3 separate regions of the Homo sapiens genome follow, and regions 2 and 3 are each linked to region 1. Evidence: chromatin loops called from intact Hi-C (ENCODE). Cell type or tissue: HCT116. All regions are shown on one strand.

What was found. Peaks named below come from ENCODE experiments on the same cell type or tissue, not always from the same donor. Only the 100,000 strongest peaks of a DNase experiment are listed, where the experiment ranks them.
Region 2: it touches region 1 in a loop (2.9-fold over the local background); 3 of 110 quality-filtered maps call a loop at or near these places.
Region 3: a loop joins it to region 1, with 3 times the contacts of the local background. A loop is called at or near these places in 4 of 110 quality-filtered maps.

The regions. Positions count from the first base shown.
Region 1 is chr12:132,279,834-132,287,833 of GRCh38, forward strand. It overlaps GALNT9 (polypeptide N-acetylgalactosaminyltransferase 9), which reads right to left. Exons shown (of 11, transcript NM_001122636.2): 2 at 6,417-6,597. It overlaps GALNT9-AS1 (GALNT9 antisense RNA 1), which reads left to right. Exons shown (of 4, transcript NR_024563.1): 4 at 1-1,067. Among named protein-coding and RNA genes, the nearest start is that of GALNT9-AS1, 8.4 kb to the left of the region's middle. RefSeq lists enhancers at 3,944-4,597, 5,252-5,905, 6,624-7,823. In HCT116, a CTCF peak has its summit at 4,577; DNase peaks (open chromatin) are centred at 6,773 and 7,228; H3K4me3 peaks cover 4,392 bases; H3K27ac peaks cover 4,036 bases.
Region 2 is chr12:132,353,862-132,361,861 of GRCh38, forward strand. No RefSeq gene overlaps it. Among named protein-coding and RNA genes, the nearest start is that of GALNT9, 28 kb to the left of the region's middle. In HCT116, no CTCF peak of the experiment used is centred here; a DNase peak (open chromatin) is centred at 3,030; H3K4me3 peaks cover 514 bases; H3K27ac peaks cover 1,597 bases.
Region 3 is chr12:132,390,126-132,398,125 of GRCh38, forward strand. No RefSeq gene overlaps it. Among named protein-coding and RNA genes, the nearest start is that of GALNT9, 65 kb to the left of the region's middle. In HCT116, no CTCF peak of the experiment used is centred here; DNase peaks (open chromatin) are centred at 3,496 and 3,920; H3K4me3 peaks cover 1,693 bases; H3K27ac peaks cover 1,285 bases.

The sequences.
Region 1 (8,000 bases):
TGGGTCTCCTGGATCCAATTCCTGGATGCCCAGTGTCCGCCAGGTCTCCTGGATTCACTGTGGTCCCTGCCTGGATGCCCAGTGTCCTCCAGGTCTCCTGGATTCACTTCCTGAATGCCCAGTGTCTGCTAGGTCTCCTGGATCCACTTCCTGGATGCCCAGTGTCTGCCAAATCTCCTGAATTCACTTCCTGGATGCCCAGTGTCCACCAGGTCTCCTGGATTCTGCCTGTGTCCACGTGAGGGCACCATCAATTTCCTGCAAGGATCCTGACAGTCAAGGTACATCTAACCTGAGAGCAGGCAGGGGCTGGACTATCCCCTAGATCAAGCCATGCCTGAAGCCCCACCTTTCAGTTGCCTGAGTCAACAGATTCCCTTTTTGGGTTGAGCCATTTCTAATTGGATTTTATGTCTTACTGACTGAACTATCAGGATGGCCAGCAGTAAGGGGTTTCGTTTTGGAGGATGAGGGACACAAATGTCTCTTCTCCAAGGTGAGGAGATGCCTGAAGGACAGGAGACACTCACAGGAGGCCCTGGAGACAGATGTGCCTCACAGGCATTCCTGAGGACCTGTGGCCTGGCAGCACAGAGACTGGGTGAAAACAGAACCTTGTGATCTGCAAGTTCTGCCGCTGCCCTGTCTGTGTCTGTGAAGCAAAGTGTCCAGAAGGGGCCCGCGTGGAAGCTTCTGAGAGCGGTTAGGGGAACGGGGCCCCACGTCCTCCCCGGAGGGCTGGAGACAGAGGCAGGCCGTGCCCCCAGCCCAGAGTAGGGAGGAGGCTGGCAGGCGGCAGCTGTGGAAAGGAGGCGGAGCCCCCAGACTCCTGAGCCAGCAGAGGAAGGAGTGGGACAGAGCCCACCCCAGAGGGAGACAAGACCCCGGGGAAGAGACCCCTCAGGGTGGCCCCCCAGCCCCTCCCAGGCTCAGCTTTCAGCCTGCACCCCCGTCTGGTCCCTCAGAATGACTGAGGTTTCCACTCTTTTTCTGCCAAATCTCTAGACTCCACGTCCCCGCTCTGCCACCTACTCTCTGTGGGATCTGAATAAAGAGACTTAACCTTTCCTGCCTCAGTTTCCCCATATGTAAAATGGGACAATAAGAGGCTCTGCCTCTAAGCCTTGCTGCAGGGATTAAGGGAGCGATGCGTGGTCTGCAGCCAGCCCCCTGCAGCCAGGCCCCTGCAGCCAGCCCCCTGCAGCCAGCCGCCTGCAGCCAGTGGTTCTTCAGTGGCCCCAGGGAAAGGCCAGGCACTGTGGAGACGCTTCCCAGCCACACTCGCTGAGCCGCGCCGGGATAGGGTCTCTCCACCCAAGCTCCTTTTAGGAAAGTGGTTCCTGGGAAGATGGATAAGACCCAGCGTCCACCGGGGTCTGCGTTCTAAGTGGTACGCTTGTGAGGGCTGTTGCACGTGAACAATTCCCTGTGATACATTCCGCAGGCACCGGGGAAGCTCCAGGCTGGGCGTGGAGCCTCAGAGACTGTGGGCAGGGCTCGTGAGGGGCAGGCGAGGGGCCAGGAGGCCTCCTTCGCATTCGAGCTTCTCAGCCACGTGTGCAGGGGTGGGCTGGGTGTGGGAGTGTGTGTGTCACTGGTGTCAAAGCCTCCTCACTTTTTTTGGGAAAGAAATGGGATATAAATACATGTGTAAATATCTATATAAAATTCACATTCTCTAATTCAGGAGGCAGAGAGCTGTGTGCCTTCAAACCAGAGTATCTATAAACTGGGTTTCTATCAGTGAGGGTATAGAGCAAATGCCGGCTCTGTCAAGGTTCATCCCGATGTCGTTCTCTGTGACGTAAAAACAAAGCTGGGACTGGCCACTTCTGCCAGACTTTATCTTGGCAGACAGGTTTCCTACAGCAGCGGCCACCTACACCTGGGGGGAGGCAGCAGGATGCTGAACCCTCAAAAGGAGAGCAAGAGCCCCCACTGTGCAGCAAGCCCAGGCCTGGGGGTCCCCGATCCCACAGAGGAGGAATCAGCTCCACTACAGCAAGCCCAGGCCTGGGGGTCCCACATCCCACAGAGGAGGAATCAGCTCCACTACAGCAAGGCCAGGCCTGGGGGTCCCCGATCCCACAGAGGAGGAATCAGCTCCACTACAGCAAGCCCAGGCCTGGGGTCCCACATCCCACAGAGGAGGAATCAGCTCCACTGCAGCAAGGCCAGGCCTGGGGGTCCCCGATCCCACAGAGGAGGAATCAGCTCCACTGCAGCAAGCCCAGGCCTGGGGGTCCCTGATCCCACAGAGGAGGAATCAGCTCCACTACAGCAAGGCCAGGCCTGGGGGTCCCCGATCCCACAGAGGAGGAATCAGCTCCACTACAGCAAGCCCAGGCCTGGGGGTCCCTGATCCCACAGAAGAGGAATCAGCTCCACTGCAGCAAGGCCAGGCCTGGGGTCCCACATCCCACAGAGGGGGAATCAGCTCCACTACAGCAAGGCCAGGCCTGGGGTCCCACATCCCACAGAGGGGGAATCCAATGGGACCCCTGCAGCTCTAAGAACAGAAAACCCAATTCAGATGTGCTTAAAGAAAAAACTAAAAATACGTGTGTGCGCGTGTGTGCGTGTGTGTGCGTGTGTGCGTGCATGCGTGTGTGTGCGTGTGCATGTGTGTGTGCACGCATGTGGTAATTTATTGCAAAGTCAAGTGGGTCTGTTTTGGGAACAGCTGGATCTAGGTGTTCAGACACTGGCCCCTTCTTGGGTTTCGTGAGGGACCCTGGAAGCTCCAAGCTCTCCCCTCTTGATGATAAGGTTGCTGCAGCTCCCCCAGCTCCCAGCCTTGGTTTCATCTTGTGGGAAAAGGCTGCCTGTTTTTTTCTCGATGGCCCGCTGGTAATTCCAGAATTCACTCTGACTGGACTGGCTTAAACCACCTGACCAGCCCTGAGCCAACCCCTAGGTCTGGGGTGACCTTCACGCTCTGACTGGTTTAGACCTGGGCGGCGGGATCTGCAGCTGGGCTGAAATGGATCAGAGCGGGGGGTGTGGACTTCCATCTGGAGCCGGGACAGGACCTCAGGAGGCAAATGACGACCGTCTGTGACACGCAGGCCCACGTCTGTGCTAGAAAAGCCACCCCTTGATATGGGGCGAGGATGGGACCCGAGAGACCCTCGCCCCACCCTGCACTGGCTCAGCAGCCGGGTCCAGACTCCCAGGCCTCTGGAAAACGAACCTCGGGGGGACGCAGAGGGTCACACAGGGCTTCACCCCCAGCTCGGGTTCAGTCCTGACTCAGAGACGACCCGGCCCCCACGACTGGACCCCACAACGCACAGGGCCCCCGCCGGCCAACAAGACCAAGGTCACGCACAGCGGTGCTGGGATCCTCCAGAGGACTCCACAGGGGACCGAGGGCCTGCAGGGATTCGAAAACCAGTGCCGGACGCAGCCTTCCTCCCTTACAGCAAGAGCTAGGAGATAAAACAGGCAGGCCGGGAGAGCAGGGCCCGGGTCGCGCCTTCCTCACGGCTGGAAGCCTCCCAGGTGACGGGAGGAATGATGGGGACGGGGCGGGGTACTTGGAGACCTTCCTCTGTCAGATGGCTCTGATGTTTCCACTGTTGCTGTGAGCAGGAAAGGGTTAACTTGGCAGCTGGCTCCTCCACACCCTGAGCGCCCACATCCGGCCCCTCCTTGCCCCGGAACCTCCTGCCGGAGAGGACAGCCCTGCTCACCTGGCCTTGGCAGCCCCAGCTGGTCTGTGCAATGGTGGGATTCACGGTGGGCACTTGGCCTCACGGCATCAGCCTGACCTCTGGAGGGTGGAGACCAAGGTCAGCCATGTCCACGAGACCAGCCCAGTGAGGACCATGGTCACCGAGGCTCGGGGGCTCCTGGCTGGCCTCGCTTGGCACGTGTTGTCACACATGGGTGCCGGAGAATCAAGTCCATGGGACCCCCCCCCAGGAGGGGACACCTGGGAGCTCGCACCTGGCCTCTCCTGGGCCCTGCCTGGGCATCTCTTCCCTCTGCTGACTTTAACCCATGTCCTCTGCTGTGAGAACCCACAGCAGGGAAAAGCAGCCTGTCTGGGCTCTGTCTGTCCTTCTAGCAAGTTGTGGACCGTCAAGGTGGTCTCGGGGGTCTTCCTGCCACACAGCTGCCTGGAGGCTCACAGCCAAGAACGGTGCTCACTCCAGCAGTGGGGCTAGCCCTGAGAGCAAACAGATTTCACCCCCAAATTCAGGACACACAGGAGCGTTCAAAAACCACACACACACGTGCACACATGCACACACACGCATGTACACACGCACACATATGCACACACGCACATGCACGCACACCCACGCACATGCACGCACACGCACGTATACACACACACGCACACCCACGCATGTGTGTGCACACGTGCACACACAGACTCCTGTGCACACATGCACACATGCGCACACACCCGCACACATGCAGGTGCACACGCACACACCCACACCCACCCGCACACAACGCGCGCGCACGCACACACACACACACCGTGCACCCTCAGTGCACAGGCTGGCTAACACACACGAGCCGCTTTCCAAACCGAAGTCATTCCAGCCCCATGCCTGTAGCTGGCGCCACATGAAAACACCACTGTGTTCTTATTTATGGAGCATGTTTCTTTAAACTGGCCTATTTTAAAACTAAATGCATTTTTTATTTGAAAGGGAATCTTCATTTCACCGCTGCAAATGGAAAGCTGGCATCACTTGTGTTAAATCATGGTAACCATGAAAATAAGTAGAATGAAAATAAAATAATGTTGTCACACTCTGGATGTGGCTGAGGTGTCCAAGCCTCCATGCCCAGGCCTCAGCCCTGTTTGTCTAAAGGACTCGGGGAAACCCCCTCCAGGAGGAATCAGAGCCTCGGGAGCTGGGCACGCCTCACTCGCACTGCCGTGCTGTCTAAGGAAGCTTCATCACACCTAGAATCAGTCCCCAGCACGCATTTGTGGGAAGGGTGTGAAGTGGGCCCCACCTGGCTAGAACAGGGAGCTCCGGGTTCCTGCACCAACCTCCACGCAGCCCGGGGCGCTCCCTGCACCCCTGGACCCTGCGGGCCTGTCCAGCATCTCGCCTCCCTCTGTCCACACATGGGGAACCCCAGAGCAGGTGAGTGAACGCCCTGGGAACCACTGCCTGAGTCACAAGGAATGGAATGGGGCTGAGACACGCCTTTCCTCCTCCCCTCTCTTCCCTGCCAGCCTCCTGATCCCCATCTCAAATGAGCTCCTGGCCCAAGAATCCCGGTGTCAGGGTTCCCTGGCGGGTGGGGCAGGCTGACCACACCAGGAGCTGCAGAGGGGGCTGCCCTCCTGCCTGCCCTCCCTCAGGCAGCTCCAGGAGGAGGCAAGTGTGGCTGAGGCCACCTGCCACCACCCCACGGTGAAACGCGGCCCCACTGGGCAGCCCTGAGCGCCCGGCTTCTGCAGGACAATGCCACCAGGGGCCCTCCCAGGGAGCATCCTGTCGCGGGCTGGGCTCTGCGGACAGAGACGCAGGAGGGGCTGGCCAAGCCTGCCAGTCGCTCCCAGGCCCAGAGGCCAAGCTCAGCCAAACTTTATCCGAGCAACAATGCCAATTAATCTGGCGCTTGTCGCGGCTACTCCCTCAGGGCAGGTGTGAGGGTCAGCGACCAAGCTCCATCCTGAGTGGCACTGAGGCAAAGCCGTGGCGGCCAGGGCCCGGCTCCTGATTCACCCGCTCTTGCAGCCTGGGGGCGACAGGATGGGAGGTGCGCAGGCCACGGATGGAACGGGAATGCCCTTCGCTTCAGACACAAGCGACACCCAGCTCAGCAGTGACTGAGGCCACAGCAGGTGGGACCAGGGCTGGCAGGGCCTGACACAGGGCGCCTCTGCTGCGTGAGCCATGGTGCCTCAGCCCAGCTTCCGTGATCCCCAGATGCAGCTATGGCAGGAGTGCCCCAAGCCTGGGGCTAGGCCCTGGGAAGGATGCCCGCAGCCAAAAGTAGGGGAGGGGGAGAGACACAGAGAGATAGAGAAAGACAGAGAGAGATACAGAGAGATTGAGAGAAGGAGAGAGGGAGAGACAGAGAGAGACAGGAGAGACAGAGGAGGAGAGACAGGGAAGACAGAGGAGGCAGGAGGGCCCCACAGGTGGGGGCTCCTGACTGCTCCACTTTCCCACAGCAGACCTTTGCGCGTTTCTCCCAGGAGCCCGCAGCTCGTGGGGGCAGTCCCCGGCCAGCACGGGGGAGCGCTCACTTTCCCGGCCAGCGTGGGGGGCGGTCACTTCCCCGGCGGGCGTGGGGGGCGGTCACTTCCCTGGCGGGCGTGGGGGCCGCTCACTTCCCCGGCCGGCGTGGGGGGCAGTCACTTCCCTGGCCAGTGTGGGGGGCGGTCACTTCCTCGGCGGGCGTCGGGGGATGGGGGGCAGTCACTCACTCACTTTCTGGGCCGGTAGTCGGGGATGCTCCGATCGAGGGAGATGCGGTCGCTGAGCTGAGCGTTGTAGCCGTACTCCTCATACTTGCCTTCCGCCTCCTGGCCGTCATCACGCAGGGTGGCCGCCAAGCCACCCTGGCCCAGGCCTCCTGGCCCCTCCACCAGGCCGATGGGCTTGGCAAGGCCTGGGGGAAAGGAAGAGAGGGAGGTCAGGCAGGCCCAGGACACGCTGCGTCTGCACCCAGGAGACGCCCCTCCCGCCCCTCTCCCCGACGGCCGCTTCCCCCGGTACAAGCCCAGCAAACTCCCTGCAGATGGCAGGCTGCCAGCTCAGGACATTCCAGAAAGTGCAAGGCTGTGCGCGGAGTGAGAGGGCGGTGCCAGGCGGAAGAGGGAGGGATGAATGGGTGGTACATGAGGCGTTGAAGGCAGTGGACTCTGTGTGATGCTGCAATGGTGGATATCTGTTATTATTATGTATTTTTTGATTCAGGGTCTTGCTCTGTCACCCAGGCTGCAGTGCAGTGGCATGATCTCAGCTCACTGCAGCCTGGACCTCCCAGGCTCAAGCAATCCTCCCACCTCAGCCTCCTGAGTAAATGGGTGGGCCTCCACAACTGGCAAATTTTTGTATTTTTAGTGGAGACAGGGTTTCACCGTGTTGGTCAGGCTGGTCTTGAACTCCTGACCTCAAGCGATCCACCTACCTAGGCCTCCCAAAGTGCTGGGATTACAGGCGTGAGTCACTGCACTGGCCAATACTTGTTCTTACGCAATTGTCCAAACGCACAGCAGGTGTGACACTGAGTGAGCGCCCCCCCCCCCCCCCGTGAGCCACAGCCCTCAGTGAGTCACCTGCATCGGGCAGCATCGGCTCATCGACGGTGACACAGTCACACTCACGCACGCCAGCCCCCCGTGAGCCACGGCCCTCAGTGAGTTTCCTGCATCGGGCAGCATTGGCTCATCGACAGTGACACAGTCACACACGTTCACGCCCAGGCGCTGTGCCTGCGGGGCAGAGGATGCGGGAACTCCGCTCAGTCTCTATCAACCCGAAACTGCTCTGATGGTCAGGCCTACTAATGTTAAAAATATTAACCCGAAAATTGCAACGGCTCTAAGATTAGGTATTTTAAACGCCATGCCGCCGCCACCATCCCCACCAGCCCTTGACACCATCCGCCTGTGTAACTTGAGCTGAACACACATCCACATGCGTGCTGCTACTCTGGGGTAGGAAGAACCGAGCCGTCGACACAGGCAGCAGCCGAGACGTGGCTCACACACGTGACGCCAAGCCAAAGATCAACACAGGAGACCTCATCCCGTGTGGCCGCCGGCGTGAGGTTCAAGAACAGACGGAATCACAACCCACCCCATGGCCATCGGGGCAGGACGGGGACCCCGGGGTGGGGCAGTGTCGACTGGAAAGGAGCCGGTGGAACTTCTGGGCTGACAGGGAGGCTCCGCAGCTTGGTCAGGGTGTGTGGAATGGGTGCCCAAGGGGGCCGGGCCAGGGAAAGTTCTAGGTGCTCAGTTGTGCTGGGCAAGCAGACGCGGCTTGGAGATGCTGTTCCCAGGGGGA
Region 2 (8,000 bases), 74 kb after region 1:
ACACCTGCAAGAAGGCATGACGGGCTGGGCGCTGGGGGCTGGCGCAGACCCACCTGTGTTGTTCTGATTAATCTCCTCCACAGCTCAACATCATCTGGAGAGACAGGAAGGATTACAGAAAATTGGCTTTTCTGTCTGGCTTCCCCCAAGGGAGGCGGTCATGGGCAGGGTCCGTGGCCCCGTTCCACCAGCAGTGATTACAGCAGTAATCCCGAATTTTGATCAGGAAGTGGCCCTGGCCCTGAAATGACTTTTTGCTAAGCCTCCCTCCCGTGTCCGGGGCAGCTGCACGCATGGCACCTCGCCGTTGCACTGAGACGTGATTGGTCCATTAGCACGGGGGTAGGAACGGCTTCCCCTGTGTCTGCCTCAAATGTCTCGTGAAGAGTGTGGCGGGACTTTCCTGGCACCGCCACTGCCTCCGTCAGTCCACAGAGAGTTGCGGGGGTCAGAATATGGCGTGACAAGGGCTGGGCAGGGGTGGTCGGGGCCCAGCTGTCTCCAGGTTGCAGAGGGGCAGACGGTGTCCCGCGAGGAGGCTTCCAGCTCCGCCATCAGCACAGCAGTGAACACGAAGCCAGCAGTGAAGGAATGGCCAGGCAGCCGGGAGGCCTTGCCTCTGCAGTTCCACGTGGGTGTGCAGCGGGACTGTATTCCCACGGGGCTGGGCCCTGACAGGCGTGGGCGTCCCTGAAGGCCTGGCGCTCCAGAATTCTTTCCACCTGTCTTCACGCCCTGCTCCCAGCCTCTGGCTGAGTGACGAGGATTCAGAGGGTCAGAAGGGGACACACGACAGAGGAGGAGGCTGGTCACTCAGAGACCCCTGGGCCACCAGGGACCGCGCCCTGCCCCCGCCGACCAGCCACGTGGCTGTGCTGGATGACGACGTGGCCTCTTGATGCCGAGGGCGAACATTTTGTATGAAGTTGCTGAGATTAGCAGCGGCGTCCGCCCCAGCAGCTAGCGTTTCCCCCACGTGCCGGCGATGTCGTCCTCCGACTCAATACTTGGCAGCTTGCTCAGGGCTTTTTGTAGCAAGTAACAGGAAACTCAGCTCTCGGGGCTGGAGCAGAGCCCGTGGGATTCACAGCCCCTGAGTGCAGGTGCAGGGTGGTGAGATGGCGGCACAGCTTGCTCAAGGCCCCAGAGCCTGGGGAGCCTGGTCTCTGGTCTCTCCCTCCTTCCGCAGAGGCCCCTCTGGCGGGTGCCTCGTCCGCCAGGCCCACCTGCATGGGGTGGAAGGGTGCACCTGGCGGAGACCCGTGGGGCCGTCCCTTCCCCGGCCGGAGCTCGCAGGGAGGCCCTGGCACCATGGGCTCTGGTGTGCCCAGGGGACAGGAGCTCTTACTGTCCAGGCCAAGGCACACAGACCCTTCAGCTCAGCCAGCGTCATATGAGGGAGGCAGCGGTGTCTCCAAGCCAAGGTGGGGTCTCTCACTGGAGAACAATGGGGGGATCTTGGCTGGTTCCCTGAACATGGGGTGCCAGAGCCAGGGATGCGGGTACCGTGGAGAACTGAGCTTCTGCAGCTGCTGCGACCTTGCCCAGCCCTCGCACCCTCTTCCTTAGGGACCCCACCCTTTGGGAAAACACCCACCCCTGCTCCACCGCACGCCGGGGGGCAGCCTCCACGTGGAATCAGCACGCCTGCGGACCAGCCAGCCGGCCAGGACAGGGAATGAGGCGATACTCCAGTGACAGATCCCATGAGCACGGGGACCACAGAGCTGCCGGCCTTTCCCGCCTGGGGAGGGAAAAGCTCGTAGGACCCGGCGCTGGGGAGCTCGTGGACCCCTTCGAGTCTGGAGCTGGGCCACGGGCTCCTGCCCTTGATTGCATGACACCCTTCTAGCACATTCCTCCTTTCGCCAAAGTGAGTTCAGATAGATTTTCTGTCACTTGCAACCAAAGCAAACCTGAAAAATGCAGCGTTGTCTGGAGCCTGAGTCGCTTCCTTCTCCTTTGTGAGGAACTTCAGGTTTATCCGAAGTGACTTAGACACGACCAGGCTCCAGCCTCCCGCGTGGTTTGAAGCCAGGCCCAGGCCCAGGGACTCCTGAGGTCTGGTCTCAGTGGTGCTGTCGCGGCCTCCAGACCCTCCCACCCTGAGCCCACCAGTCCCCACCCATTGAAGTGGCGGCCAGTGGAAAACCACAGAGGCGGCAGCCCTCAGTCCGTCTCACGTAAACTTCTTCAGTTGCTTCAGGAAGCACAGCAACTGAAGTCTAACGTATCCTCACCAGGGGCAGATACTGTCGGAATGTCCCCTCTTCTCCTGAGTATTCAAAAGCAGATGGAAGCCGGTGCCGCCCCCCGCCCCTACCACCTCAGAGACTCTGGAGTCCCCACTGCTCAGGGCTCCAAGTCCCCTGTACCCACCAGGGCCTTCTCCAACCCAGCTGAGGTTCTGAGACAGGTGTGGCTGCCTTTGACAGACATGGGGATTGGGTTGCAATCTGGGCGGTGGCCCCACATGCAGAACATCCGCTTTGGGAGTAGATTTGGGAGTGCTATCTGTTCTGCAGCCCCCCAGTGGGGCAGCTCCCTCCTCCATCCATGCGTGAGCCAGCCCTGGTGCGAATCCACCCAAGACCCCTGCCCGGCCCCAGCAGAAGGACAGTCTTGGCCCAACCTCATCTCTGCCGGGCCCCAAACTGTGCGGGAGGCTGGAGCCTGGTCGTGTCTAAGTCACTTCGGATAAACCTGAAGTTCCTCACAAAGGAGAAGGAAGCGACTCGGGCTCCAGACAACGCTGCATTTTTCAGGTTTGCTTTGGTTGCAAGTGACAGAAAATCTACCTGAACTCACTTTGGCGAAACGAGGAATGCACTTGGGCCCAGGCAGGGCTCCAGATGCTGCCCGGCTGAGTGTGCCCGTTTCACACCCTGTGCAGAAGAAGGGATGCTGGCGGCTTGACGTGAGCTCTGCCATCATCCTCCCCTCCTTCTGGGTTCCTGGGAGGCACCTGAGTCGGAGGAGGGAGGCAGCAGCTTCCTGGCCCTGCAGAGAGTGACTCACGCAGCTCGGCGGGGGACGCACCCGCCTCCGAGGAGCTGGCTCCGCCGTCCCAGCCCCACCATCTGGCGCTTCTGACTCGGATCTGTTGGTGTTTACTTCCTGAAACTTTGCATTCCCAGGGTCTGTGCCCGGGAGCAACTGTGTGTGGAGGATCACACTTCCTTTCATATGTTCCAGCGACACAGAACAGCTTGCTTTCAGGCCGTTGCAAAACACAAACCAGAAAAAGAAAAAGAGTCTTCCAAGCCCTCTTCCCATGAAGGCAGAAAGCCGAGACACTCGGGGCAAAAAGCCGAGACACTCAGGGGGCAAAAAGCCGAGACACTCGGGGGGCAGAAAGTGCTCTGCGAGGTGGGGCACCTATGGCAGGTGTGGTCCTGGGAATGCCAGGCAGGTGCAGGGCAGGTAGCAGGTGCAGAACCTTCCATGTAGCGTGAGCCAGGCCCAGGCTGGCAGAGCCCACTCCTGGAACCCCCACGGCCGTCGGACTTGGGTCCCTGCTCCGTGCATCTGGGTAGCCCAGACCTCCTGGAATTCTTGAGGCAGGGTGAGCTGGGGTGAGTGTGGGAAAGAATCAACTCTCGTGCAGAAGAAACACTACGCAGGAGCCCATGGGAACCAAATGAACGGGGGATTCGAGGCCTTCAGCGCAAGTAGAGGACGTGGCAATGGTCACGGCTCCCTCTGGCCCCATGCGCTGTCAGGGTGTTGGTGAGTGGTAGGAACCCACCTGAACCTGCCTAATTAGGAGGCGCGTATAAACCCTCAAGATCTAACTCTGGGGAGATGGCAGTGGAAGCTGGAAGCTCGCGTCCCACCTGGCTGCTCTCTCCCTTTGCCAGCCCCATCCGCTCCCTGCTGCCTCTGTGCCCTGCTGCAGGAATTGCGGCTGCAGGAAGCCCCCCGCCCTGCGCTCAGTGAGGGGACCTCTGTGGCACCGTCTGAGGGCCGTCCTCCCACACCCACCCACCTGCTCTTCACCTTCCTGGCAGTGATGTGGCCCAGGCACGGGGCTCCCAGAATGAAGACAGCATTTCCACCCTCCCGTGCAGCGAGGGGTGGCTGTGTGACTGCACCCAGCCATCGGACTTGAGGAGTGGGAGGAGGCTGCCGGCGATGCTGGCTCTGGCTGGAGCCACCAGGGGGGAGCCGCCCAGACGCGTCCACGGGCAGCCGGGAGAGCTGGGTGCAGGCGGCAGGGGCTGGTGCCATACAGAGCAGAGCCCCCACGTGGCCACAGAGATGACGGCTGCCTGGGAATCTGTATTTTAACCAAATCGTCTCTGGTTCCAAGGGAAGAGGCCCCAGAGGGCACTGACTGGCCTCGCTTGGGTTGGCGCCCTGTGAGGTCAGGCCCCATGGTCAGGAACTCAACGTGGTCCCTCAGAGCAGCAACAGCAAGGGGACTGCACAGTGGAGGCTGCGCAGCGTGGGGCGGACTTGGCGAGGAGGCTCTCGGGCAAGTTTCTGGCCTGAGAAATGGAGAAGCTGGAGAAATGGTCATCTTAGTCTTCATCCCCCTCCACGCTCACAGCAGCCAAGGCCTCCAGGCTCTGGACTGAACCTGGCCGCACCTGCAACCCCTCTCTCTGGGAGCTCCGTCCCGCACTGCCTGCCTCATGCAGGGCCCGGCTGTCTACGGGGATGTTTGGGGGAAGCTGCCAGGTTTCGCATCACCCCTGAGTGAGCCAGGGATGCTTCGTCTATAGTAGGAGCCACGGGAGGCAGGTGGTCAGCCCAGGTGTGGCCGTCAGGCACTGAAACCCACTGTGTTCCCTCAGGGTCTCTGTCCCTGCCCCCAGCAGCAGAACCGCATCCATCCTGTGGCCTCCACAGCCGCCTCTGAGAGTCTCATGGACGTGGACAGCAGCTTGTCCTCAGCCTCCACAGCCACCTCTGCAAGTTCCGTGGACGTGGACAGCAGCCACCTCTGTGAGTCCCGTGGACGTGGACAGCAGCCGTCTCTGTGAGTCCCGTGGACGTGGACAGCAGCCATCTCTGTGAGTCCCGTGCACGTGGACAGCAGCCGCCTCTGTGAGTCTCATCTGCGAGTCCTGTGGATGTGGACAGCAGCCGCCTCTGCGAGTCCCGTGGACGTGGACAGCAGCCGTCTCTGCGAGTCCCGTGGATGTGGACAGCAGCCGCCTCTGCGAGTCCCGTGGACGTGGACAGCAGCCGCCTCTGTGAGTCCCGTGGACGTGGACAGCAGCCGCCTCTGTGAGTCCCGTGGACGTGGACAGCAGCCGCCTCTGTGAGTCTCATCTGCGAGTCCCGTGGATGTGGACAGCAGCCGCCTCTGCGAGTCCCGTGGACGTGGACAGCAGCCGTCTCTGCGAGTCCCGTGGATGTGGACAGCAGCCGCCTCTGTGAGTCCCGTGGATGTGGACAGCAGCCGCCTCTGTGAGTCCCGTGGACGTGGACAGCAGCCGTCTCTGTGAGTCCCGTGGATGTGGACAGCAGCCGCCTCTGTGAGTCTCATCTGCGAGTCCCGTGGACGTGGACAGCAGCCGCCTCTGCGAGTCCCGTGGACGTGGACAGCAGCCGCCTCTGCGAGTCCCGTGGACGTGGACAGCAGCCGCCTCTGCGAGTCCCGTGGACGTGGACAGCAGCCGCCTCTGCGAGTCCCGTGGACGTGGACAGCAGCCGCCTCTGTGAGTCTCGTGGACATGGACAGCAGCTCGTTCTCGGCCCAGTGTGCTCAGGCTTCACTGTCATGGGTGGACGTGGGCCCTGTGCAGCCTCACACTCAGCTGCCCTCACCCTAAGCCCCCTCTGTCCTCGAGGGACCCCCAACAGTCCTAGCGGCCTCTGCAGCTTTGGGAATAAAGGCCTGCCCTCGCCTGTATCCATGAAGCCCCTGCCACATCTGCGGCTCACAGCCTCCTTCTCCCCCCCGTCTCACCACGTTCTAACCTCTGGTCCTCTCCGAGTTTCTCGGACGGGCCAGTCCCTCTCCCCCCTTGGGGTTTGCTGTCCCCTCCATCGGGGTCACTGCCCTCATCTTCCCAACCTCAGCCCCCACCCCAGGATGGGTCAGGATGGCCTGGCTTTCTCTTGGCCACCGTGTTCCTTCTTTCACACTCAGCTGAGTTTGCAGAAATGCCATGGTGTGATGACGTGATTCACGTCTGTCTTTCCGTCTAGACTGGAAACCCCCTGGGGGACTGAGATGTACGTCAACCATGGTGTCCCCAGAGGAGAAGGGCCGTCAACCAGGGTGTCCCCAGAGGAGAAGGGCCGTCAACCACAGTGTCCCCAGAGGAGAAGGGCGGCCAGGTCCCCTGGGGACTGAGATGTGTGTCAACCACGGTGTCTTCAGAGGAGAAGGGCGGCCGGGTCCCCGGAGGACACGGGTAATGCAGAGGCATCTCCCCAGCTCGCCCAGAAACTGGTCCAGCACCATGATCTGCACCCACATCAGAGGCACGTGGGGTAGGGAGTACAGTGCTGCCCGGAGCTCCATCCACAGCCTGCTCTGGGCTGGGTGTACGGCTGTTTTCCATTCAACCCAAATGGACCCTCGGAGGAGCCAGAAGGCCGGACTTGAGGAGGATTTGTCAGACCAGACAGCTTTAGTGTCACCTAAGACAAAGTACTTTATTTGTTTCCATTATCTTTGAGCTTTTGTCCTTCTGGCTATTGATCTTCCCTTGTAATGAAGCCCATAATTAAGCTACTAGGATGCTGCGGCCAGGCTTAATGAACAGACTACTGCACAGCTCAGCCAAGGAGCCCACTGCATGAAGGAGACACACCGCCACCTCCATTTCCTGACTGTCTGTGACCCGTGTGGTCTGAAGGACAAAGGCGGGAAGGGCTGGGATGCAGAGGGGCCCTCGGGGCCTCCCTGGGATGTCCTCATCGGCCTCAGGCAGGAGCCACCCCCATCCCAGAGCCAGACACACAGAAGGGCCTGGCCCCACCCCTCCCGAGCTTATGGAAAGGGGAGATTTGGACGTAGAGGTTGGTGCAGGGAGATGGAGATGGCCCAGGAGGGAGGCCTGGGGCAGACTCCCCACCCCGACAGCCTCCGAGGAACCAGTGACACCTTGATCGTGGCTTTGCTGCCTCCGGAACGGTGAGAAAATACGTCTGCGTGAATGGCAGCCTGTAATCATCCTCACGGCCTCCACAGAAAGGGGGTCCTGCCACAGCTGACACTGGGAACACGCTGCGCCACGGCCTCCGACGCGCTGGCCTCAGGAGGGAAAGGTGTAGAGCAGGTGCAGGGAACGCGCTGGAAGGGGCTGCACAGCCCTGGGGGTCAGGCTGGGCCAGGGCTGGGGGGGTGGCGGGGATGCCACAGCTGGAATGCCACAATGGCCACGCAGTTCCCGGCCCGATGCTCCCTCCTTCCACAGCGCCCTCCACAGCCCCTCCGCGGCGTTTCTTGGGATGGGCGGCCTCTGTGATGCCCTGAGCGGCTGGGATTCTGAGGAAGCGCCGGAGATGCTCCCAGCATGACCTTCCCCACCCTCCCTCCTAGTCCCAGCTACACACACGCCACCTCTCCCCACGAGGCGTTCTGAAGGCCGTGCTCCCCAAGGCGGCCCTGTTGGACCGTTGCCGGGCCTTTGGGCACCCACATCTCACATTTGCAAGCCCACAGCTACAGAGGCTTCCCTCCGCCCCACGGGGAGACCTGGGCACCCCCCACTGCGACACGACCTTCTGTGTAGCGGGCGTCGGGTCACTCAGTGTGCGGGTGAAGGCAGCCCAGGGGAGAGGAGCCAGCAGGGAGCTTGGCCAGGTGGGAACAGGTCCGGGCGGGGCTGCGTGGGTTGGGCCAAAGTCCAGACCTGAGCTGTCCCCAGGACACAGCCCAGGAGAGCAGCTTGTGCAGTGAACCCACCCCAGGCAGCGGGGACGCTCCGCCGCCCGCACCAGCGGCCCGCACACTCACGCCTCGCTGTGCTGTCTGCGCCCTCCATCACCCACACCAGCGGCCCGCACACTCACGCCTCGCTGTGCTGTCTGCCCTC
Region 3 (8,000 bases), 110 kb after region 1:
CCAACCCCGTCTAGCTGGGAGTGGGGGTCTCAGGCCTGTGGCAGGCAGGAGGGCACAGCCATGGGCCGATGGGAAATGCAGTGGCTGACAGAAAGTGTCACTCTGGCAGGTGACAGGGTGGGCGGGGCAGGGCCGGGACGGGAGGTGGGCTTGCCCCTCAGCTCTCATCCATGCACTCTTCTGAAATTATGCTTGGAACTTGTACTGCGTCAATGACAATCACGGGCTGCCTGTCTCGGGTGTGCGGATGGGGCCTGGAACATGGCCTGCGTTCATCTTCTGAAACCAAGGACCCCACGCTCCCTGGCACAAAAGGGCTCTGGGGAGGCACAAATGGCCCCTGGTGGCCGCTGTGGCGACTGTGGCCTCGGGGCCTCCTTACCTGGGCCAGGTTAACCACCCTGTAAGCTGCACTGCACGGAGTACCAGGCACCACGTGAGCTGAGCTGGAGCTGGGGACGCAGGAGGTGCCGCAGCCCCAGCTCACAGGCGTGTCCCAATTCAAGGCCCCCGCAAACTGTCACAAAAGCAGGAGGAGGCACCAGGGAGAGAAGGGCAGGGCTGGAGATCCACAGCCGGCCGAGGGCACGGGTGTGGGCAAGGCCCTGTCCACCCAACAAGGGCCACCCTGCAGCCTCTGGCTAGCCTCCCCGTGCCCAGGGCTGCTGCCTCTGCTTTCAGGAGGAGCCACATCACCTGACTGAGGTGAAAGTAATTCTAAGTAACCACAGACTGAAAAAGAGGAGGACGGCTGTGTGGAGAGAATTTTGGTTAAGGGGTCCCAAGGCCCCCTATTCAGCTGACCCCACTCCTGACCCTCCCCTGTCCAGGCCCTAACACAGCCGTCACCCCTCTCTGCTTATGAAGAACCTCATATGGGAACACGGGTGCTCCTGGTTTCTCTGGCTGCAAATTCACGCCTGCACTCTGAGAAGAAAAGCAGATGGGAGATGTGTGATAGGTGCCTTCCAAAGCTGTGTGTGACAGGCGCACTCGAGCACAGCCGGACGTGGTCAGGGATGCAGCCACACCAGGATGTGCTTTCAGAAATCCTCCTTAATGCTTGCTCAGATGGCTGGGATCATTATTTATTTGCCTATTCTTACCTTTTGCTATTTCAGAGTGAAACACATTATCCTAAGAAGCTCCCTTTTCGAGGGAAGAAAAAGGAAAGAGGTACCGATTTCAATGTTACAGAGGGAAATTCAGAGTGGAAACAGAACGCCAGACGCTGCCCAGGATGAGGGTCCAGCGAGAGCAGGTGGCTGCAGCCAAGGTGACAGCAAAAGACCCCCAAGATCCGCCACCCGAGCACGTGCGCCCGTCAAGCTCCACCATCCGAGCACGTGCGCCCGTCAAGCTCCACCATCCGAGCACGTGCGCCCGTCAAGCTCCACCATCTGAGCACGTGCACCCAGCAGACGAGACGCAGCCGAGATGACAGCAAATAAGCACAATCCATTCACCAGACCCCAAACACCGCCACTGGAACACAGGCGCCCAACAGGCCAGACGAAACGCCGCTCTTGACGCCTCATGGGACCATCTCCCCTCACCGGGCCCAGCCATCACACTTTCTAACACTGGGGGTGGCTGCAGGTGATAGAGACCTGGAAGAACTGTTGCCTCCACGAGAGAGGCGTTTGCTCTCCTTCCCTCGAGAGCAGAGGCCGAGGGCCCAGGGCCACCATGACGAGTCCACTCCTCCAAGTCTCCCAGGCTCTGGGGCCCAGGCATCCTCTATCCGGCCACACCGTTCTCCCTGGAGACCCTCTGCCACCCCACTCTCCCCCGGGACCCTCCGCCACCCACTCTCCCCGGGGACCCTCCGGCCACCCCACTCTCCCCCGGGACCCTCCGGCCACCCCGCTCTCCCTGGGGACCCTCCGCCACCCCACTCTCCCCCGGGACCCTCCAACCACCCCGCTCTCCCCAGGGACCCTCCGGCCACCCCGCTCTCCCCAGGGACCCTCCGCCACCCCGCTCTCCCCCGGGACCCTCCGGCCACCCCGTTCTCCCCGGGGACCCTCCGCCACCCCGCTCTCCCCCGGGACCCTCCGGCCACCCCGTTCTCCCCAGGGACCCTCCGCCACCCCGCTCTCCCCCGGGACCCTCCGGCCACCCCGTTCTCCCCGGGGACCCTCCGCCACCCCGCTCTCCCCCGGGACCCTCCGGCCACCCCGTTCTCCCCGGGGACCCTCCACCACCCCGCTCTCCCCCGGGACCCTCCGGCCACCCCGTTCTCCCCGGGGACCCTCCGCCACCCCGCTCTCCCCCGGGACCCTCCGGCCACCCCGTTCTCCCCGGGGACCCTCCACCACCCCGCTCTCCCCCGGGACCCTCCGGCCACCCCGTTCTCCCCGGGGACCCTCCGCCACCCCACTCTCCCCCGGGACCCTCCAACCACCCCACTCTCCCCCCGGACCCTCCGGCCACCCTGCTCTCCCCGGGGACCCTCCGCCACCCACTCTCCCCCGGGACCCTCCGACCACGTTGCTCTTCCCAGGGTTCTGGCACAGCCCACAGGACATCGTGGGAATGCCTGGACTGCGCCGCCCCTGGAGCCCATAACCTGTCACTCTCATCTCAACTCCTGTCAGCGAATTTCCTCTTTGTGTGTGTGCGTAAACCACTTTGAGGTGTGCTCTGTCCCTGTGATTAAACACCTGGTGGATTATCAAAGCTGCGTGATGTCAGGGCTGTGATGCCTTTGTAGCAAGGTGAAGTCCTCAAGTTTCTGAGTTCAGATCCTCCGCGTGGACCCTGGAGCGTGGGGGCCACAGGGCCCAGAAAGTGCCTCAGCGTCGGACGACCGTGGAGCCGGCAGATGGCGCCCAGCAGCAGGTATCCCGGGGGACCTACCGGCTCCAGCCTGGTCTACGACCCTCACTGAAGATGCTCTTACCTGTAGGAAGGTGCCGGGGACCCAAATGACAAACATCCCACTGACTTGGGCTCCAGGAACCATGTGTGGTGCTGAGGTTCAGGCGGCGTATCCGACTGGACCATCTTCACTGCGATGGCAGCAGCTAACCTAGACTGGCTTAAGTAGAAAAGGAAATATGTTGATTTAGGTCAGTGAAAAGTCCAGACGCTGGTGGGCTCAGGGAGTGCTGGACACAGAGCCTGGTGTACCTGGGAGGATGCTCACCTCCCCAGCCCTGCTCTGCTCTCCCAGTTCCAGTTTCAAACAAGCTGCCCCCATGGGGCAAGACGGCGGCAGAGGTTGCAGCCAAACCCTCCTGGAAGTGGCTCCAGCCCAGGGTCATCGGTCAGAACTTGTGTTCGGGAAGAGGCAAGGCTCTGGCCAGCTCAAGAGCAGAACATGAGGCCCCTCAAAACACCGGATGGGGAAGGGAAAGGGGCTCAGTTCTCAGTGACAGTGAGACACAGAGACTGTGAGATGGCGTCATGCAAACGGACGGGGACGGTCATCCTCAGGGTGGACGGGCGCTGACTCACCAGGGAGCCACCCTGGAGAGATGGGAGGCGGGACTCAGAGCCAGAGGCAGGGACCGAGCCTCCAGACCAGACTGAGGACTGACTAAACAAGGAGAGGCGAAAGCACCTCCGCATGAGACAGGCCACCAGGGCCAGGTCCGTTTACCGTTGGGCGACCACACCTTTCCATAGCAACAACCCCACGACCCAGGAGTTACCACCTTTTTCTGGAAATGTCTGCCTAACCTGCCCCTTCATCTGCACGAAATTAAGCGTGGGTATAAATGAGGCTGCAGAACTGTGCTGTGCGGCTGCCCTCGACGCCCTGCCTATGGGGGGGCTGCAACCCTGCACCTCTGTAAACCTGCTTCTCCCACCACCAGCTGGCTCTTGAATTCATTCCTGAGTGAAGCCAAGAAGCCTCCCGGGCTCAGCCCCAGTTTGGGGCTCCCCTGTCCTGCATCACTGGGGGAGAGTGAAGGAGAAAGCCGAGTCACCCTGGGGAGGCCGAGTCAGTCATCCAAGAGAGAACGGGTGCTGAGTCACCTGGGACAGTGGGCGCCGAGTCACCCGGGGACAGTGGGCGCCGAGTCACCCCGGGGACACTGGGCGCCGAGTCACCCGGGGACAGTGGGCGCCGAGTCACCCCGGGGACAGTGGGCGCCGAGTCACCCGGGACAGTAGACACCGAGTCACCCCGGAGACAGTGGGTGCTGAGTCACTCTGAGACAGTGGGTGCTGAGTCACCCGGGGACAGCCACAGGCTCCATGGATTAAGACCCGAGGTCTTCAGAGGCCGTCACTGGCCTCCCACAGAGACCTGTACTGGAGGTGATGCTGACCAGCTCTGACTAGTGCGTTGCAACCGGGGAGCCGCTTAGCTGTGCACAGCCTGCAGTGAATCCTGAACTCCATCCTTACGGCGTTCTACACACACAGACACACAGACACGCCAGCAAACCCATATGCACATGTACATACACACACATATATGCACACATGCACTTCCAAACACACTTCTACACACATGCACACACAGACACACAGACATTCCAGCAAACCCATATGCATATGTACACACACATATATGCACACATACACATATATGCACACACGAATACACATGCAAGCACATGTACATGCAAACACATCTGGACACATGTAAACACATGCCACACACATGTAAACACATGCCACACACATGCTTGTATACACACATATACACACATGCCCCGCATACACACGTGCACAGATACAGAGCTATACACGTCCAGACATGAACACATACATGTACACATATGTGCACACATACATACACACTTGCAAATGCACATGCTCGTACATGGGCTGCATGTGTATGCATAGATACATGTGAGCACGTACATATGCACACACATGAAGTCACACATAGACATACAGACGTGCATGGATTGTGAACATACATATACACATGTGTGCATGTATGTGAACAAATGCACCTGTGCATGTATGCAGGTACACATGCATGCATACACAAACATGCACATATACACACATACACCTACATACATGTGAACTCAAACATGCACAGACAGACACCCCTGGTGCTTCCTGGGATCGCCTCCCAGTAAGCTACAAACACTTAGGCCCTTGTCTCATGCTTTCTGGGAGAGCCCCAGCCAGTGCCAGGGAAGCCTGTGCCCCCCCCGGCCCCGTGGGTCACCTGCTCACTCTGACCCACCGACGCAGCTGGGGGAAGAAACCTGCTCACTGGCCAGTCCAGGTCGTTGGCCCTACAGAGCGAGGGGTGGAGCCAGCACCTCTCGGGCCAGATGCAGCCTGCGGGGTGGGAGGTTCCTGGAGGAAGACGCAGGGCCCTGTTACCAAAGGAAGGGTCCAAGGATGCCAGGAGGCAAAACAAGAGACATCCAAGTAAAGGCTGGGTGTGCAGGGAGACCCCGATCGGCCCACTCCTGCATGTTCCACAGATACGGCATCTCAGGGACGCCAGCGCCCTGGGACCCGCATCGTCCTGGCTTTGAGGGTTCTGTGGTTCCATGTGTGAAAAAAATGAGCACCAATGAGCAGGATGCGCTCCTCTCTAATCTGCCTGATGCTTGATCCCGCAGCCAGCTCTGGCTGGTTTCCTACCACCTGTCCCCGGGGCCAGCGCACCCATGTCCAGTGACGCAGTGGCACGCTCCCCCAAAACGTGCAGGCACTTTGAATATGCGTAATTCAAAATGCACATGTTCACAGAAACAGGAGTGGCACGGCAGGGGTGGCGTGGCCCTCCACCGAGCAGAGGAAGCCTGAGAAGGGCCCAGTGCCTCCACCACCAGCTGAACGTGAAGGCAGGGAAGCGCCGGGGGCTCAGACCTGAAGTGCGCAGCCATGCTGCCTCGGCATCACACTGAAACCAGCCCTGGGTAAGCGTGTGTGGGAGAGAAACACACTGTAACCTGGACCTTGGGCCCCGGTCCTTCACAGCTCTGGAGTCACCCACGTTTCCTTAACGTCCAAATGAGGCGGCCTGGGTGCCCACCCCACCTGCTGGGAGGACCCGGCAAATCCCCCGCAGCCTGTCAGAAGCCCGAGGACCCCGGCCCCCATCTCCTGCCTCGTCTGTGGGACATTCTCCTTCCGTCTCACTCCCCAGAGCAGGCGACGGCCCCCGCGGCACTGCCGAGACCGGGAGGTTGCAGCAAGACACTGACCAAACATCTTCAGGAAACAAGCGAGTGAGCAGCTCCGCGGAACGTGAGGCAGCAGGAGACTCACGGGGGTCTTTGCGTCCCCACCCCTCCGCGGACCCTGGATCTCCAGGGACCCAGCCCCTCCAGCAGCAAGGCCTTCTCCTGCAGCCACTCCCATGTGCTTGGGACAGCCCTACTGAGGAGAGAGGCCATTTTTCTTATTGTCTCCTGTCTCTGAAGAGAAGGAGGAAGTAAAAGCTGAAAAATAACAGGAATGAAGTCAGTGGCAAGATCAGCCGGTGCCACTGATGACCAGAGGCCTGAGGTTAAAAGATTATCCCCCCACTCTAACCACATGTGCTCTCAACCTACCGCGACCCTTTCACGTGGAACCCCTTAGATTTGTAAGCCCTTAAAAAGGGCCAGGGAATCTGTCTTCGGAGAGCTCAGTTCTTGAGACACGGGTCTGCCGATGCTCCCGGCCGAATAAAGCCAAATCCTTCCTTAACCCGGTGTCTGAGGGGTTTTGTCCGCGGCTCGCCCTGCTACACCGCAACCATCCCCATACCCCCAAATCTAGAGAAGAGGAAAACCTCTGCCTGCCCCACTCGATCCTCTTCCCCGCAAGCACCTCGCTTGGCCAGCAAGGTGTGAAGGAGAAGTCTCCGTAAGAGGCAAAGGCAGAAATAAAACAATTCACGAATTCATTTCCTGAATAGAAACAGATTTGGTGCTTTTAAAAGCTGGTCTTCTTCTTGTCGTTTACATTTTTATGAAATTAACCTGTGTCCCTAAGTTTTAGAAGTGAGACCACAGTGAACAAGCAGCTGTGGCCACCCTCCCCTGGCCCCCCTGGCCTTTCACCTGTGTCTCCGGGCATTTGTCTACTCGGCCGCCCTCCCCGGGCCCCCTCCTGGCCTTTCACCTGTGTCTCCGGGCATTTGTCTACATGGCCGCCCTCCCCGGGGCCCCTCCTGGGCTTTCACCTGCGTCTCCGGGCATTTGTCTACGCAGCCGCCCTCCCCGGGGCCCCTCCTGGGCTTTCACCTGCGTCTCTGGGCGTTTGTCTACTCGGCCACCCTCCCCGGAGCCCCTCCTGGCCTTTCACCTGCATCTCTGAGTGATTGTCTACACAGCCGCCCTCCCTGGGGCCCCTCCTGGGCTTTCACCTGGGTCTCCGGGCTTTTGTCTACGCGGCCACCCTCCCCGGGGCCCCTCCTGGGCTTTCACCTGCATCTCTGGGCATTTGTCTACGCGGCCACCCTCCCCGGGCCCCCTCCTGGGCTTTCACCTGCGTCTCTGATTGTCTACACAGCCGCCCTCCCCAGGGCCCCTCCTGGGCTTTCACCTGCATCTCCAGGCTTTTGTCTACGCGGCCACCCTCCCCGGGGCCCCTCCTGGGCTTTCACTTGCGTCTCCGGGCTTTTGTCTACACGGCCACCCTCCCCGGGGCCCCTCCTGGCCTTTCACCTGTGTCTCCGGGCATTTGTCTACACGGCCGCCCTCCCCGGGGCCCCTCCTGGGCTTTCACCTGTGTCTCTGAGTGATTGTCTACACAGCTGCCCTCCCCGGGGCCCCTCCTGGGCTTTCACCTGCGTCTCTGGGTGATTTTCACCTGCATCTCTGAGCATTTGTCTACACGGCCGCCCTCCCCGGGGCCCCTCCTGGGCTTTCACCTGCGTCTCTGGGCTTTTGTCTACACAGCCGCCCTCCCCGGGGACCCTCCTGGGCTTTCACCTGCGTCTCTGGGTGATTTTCACCTGCGTCTCCAGGCGTTTGTCTTCACAGCCGCCCTCCCCAGGGCCCCTCGTGGGCTTTCACCTGTGTCTCCGGGCGTTTGTCTACACGGTGGGCAAGAGGGACCCACCAAGCAAGGGCGGCACC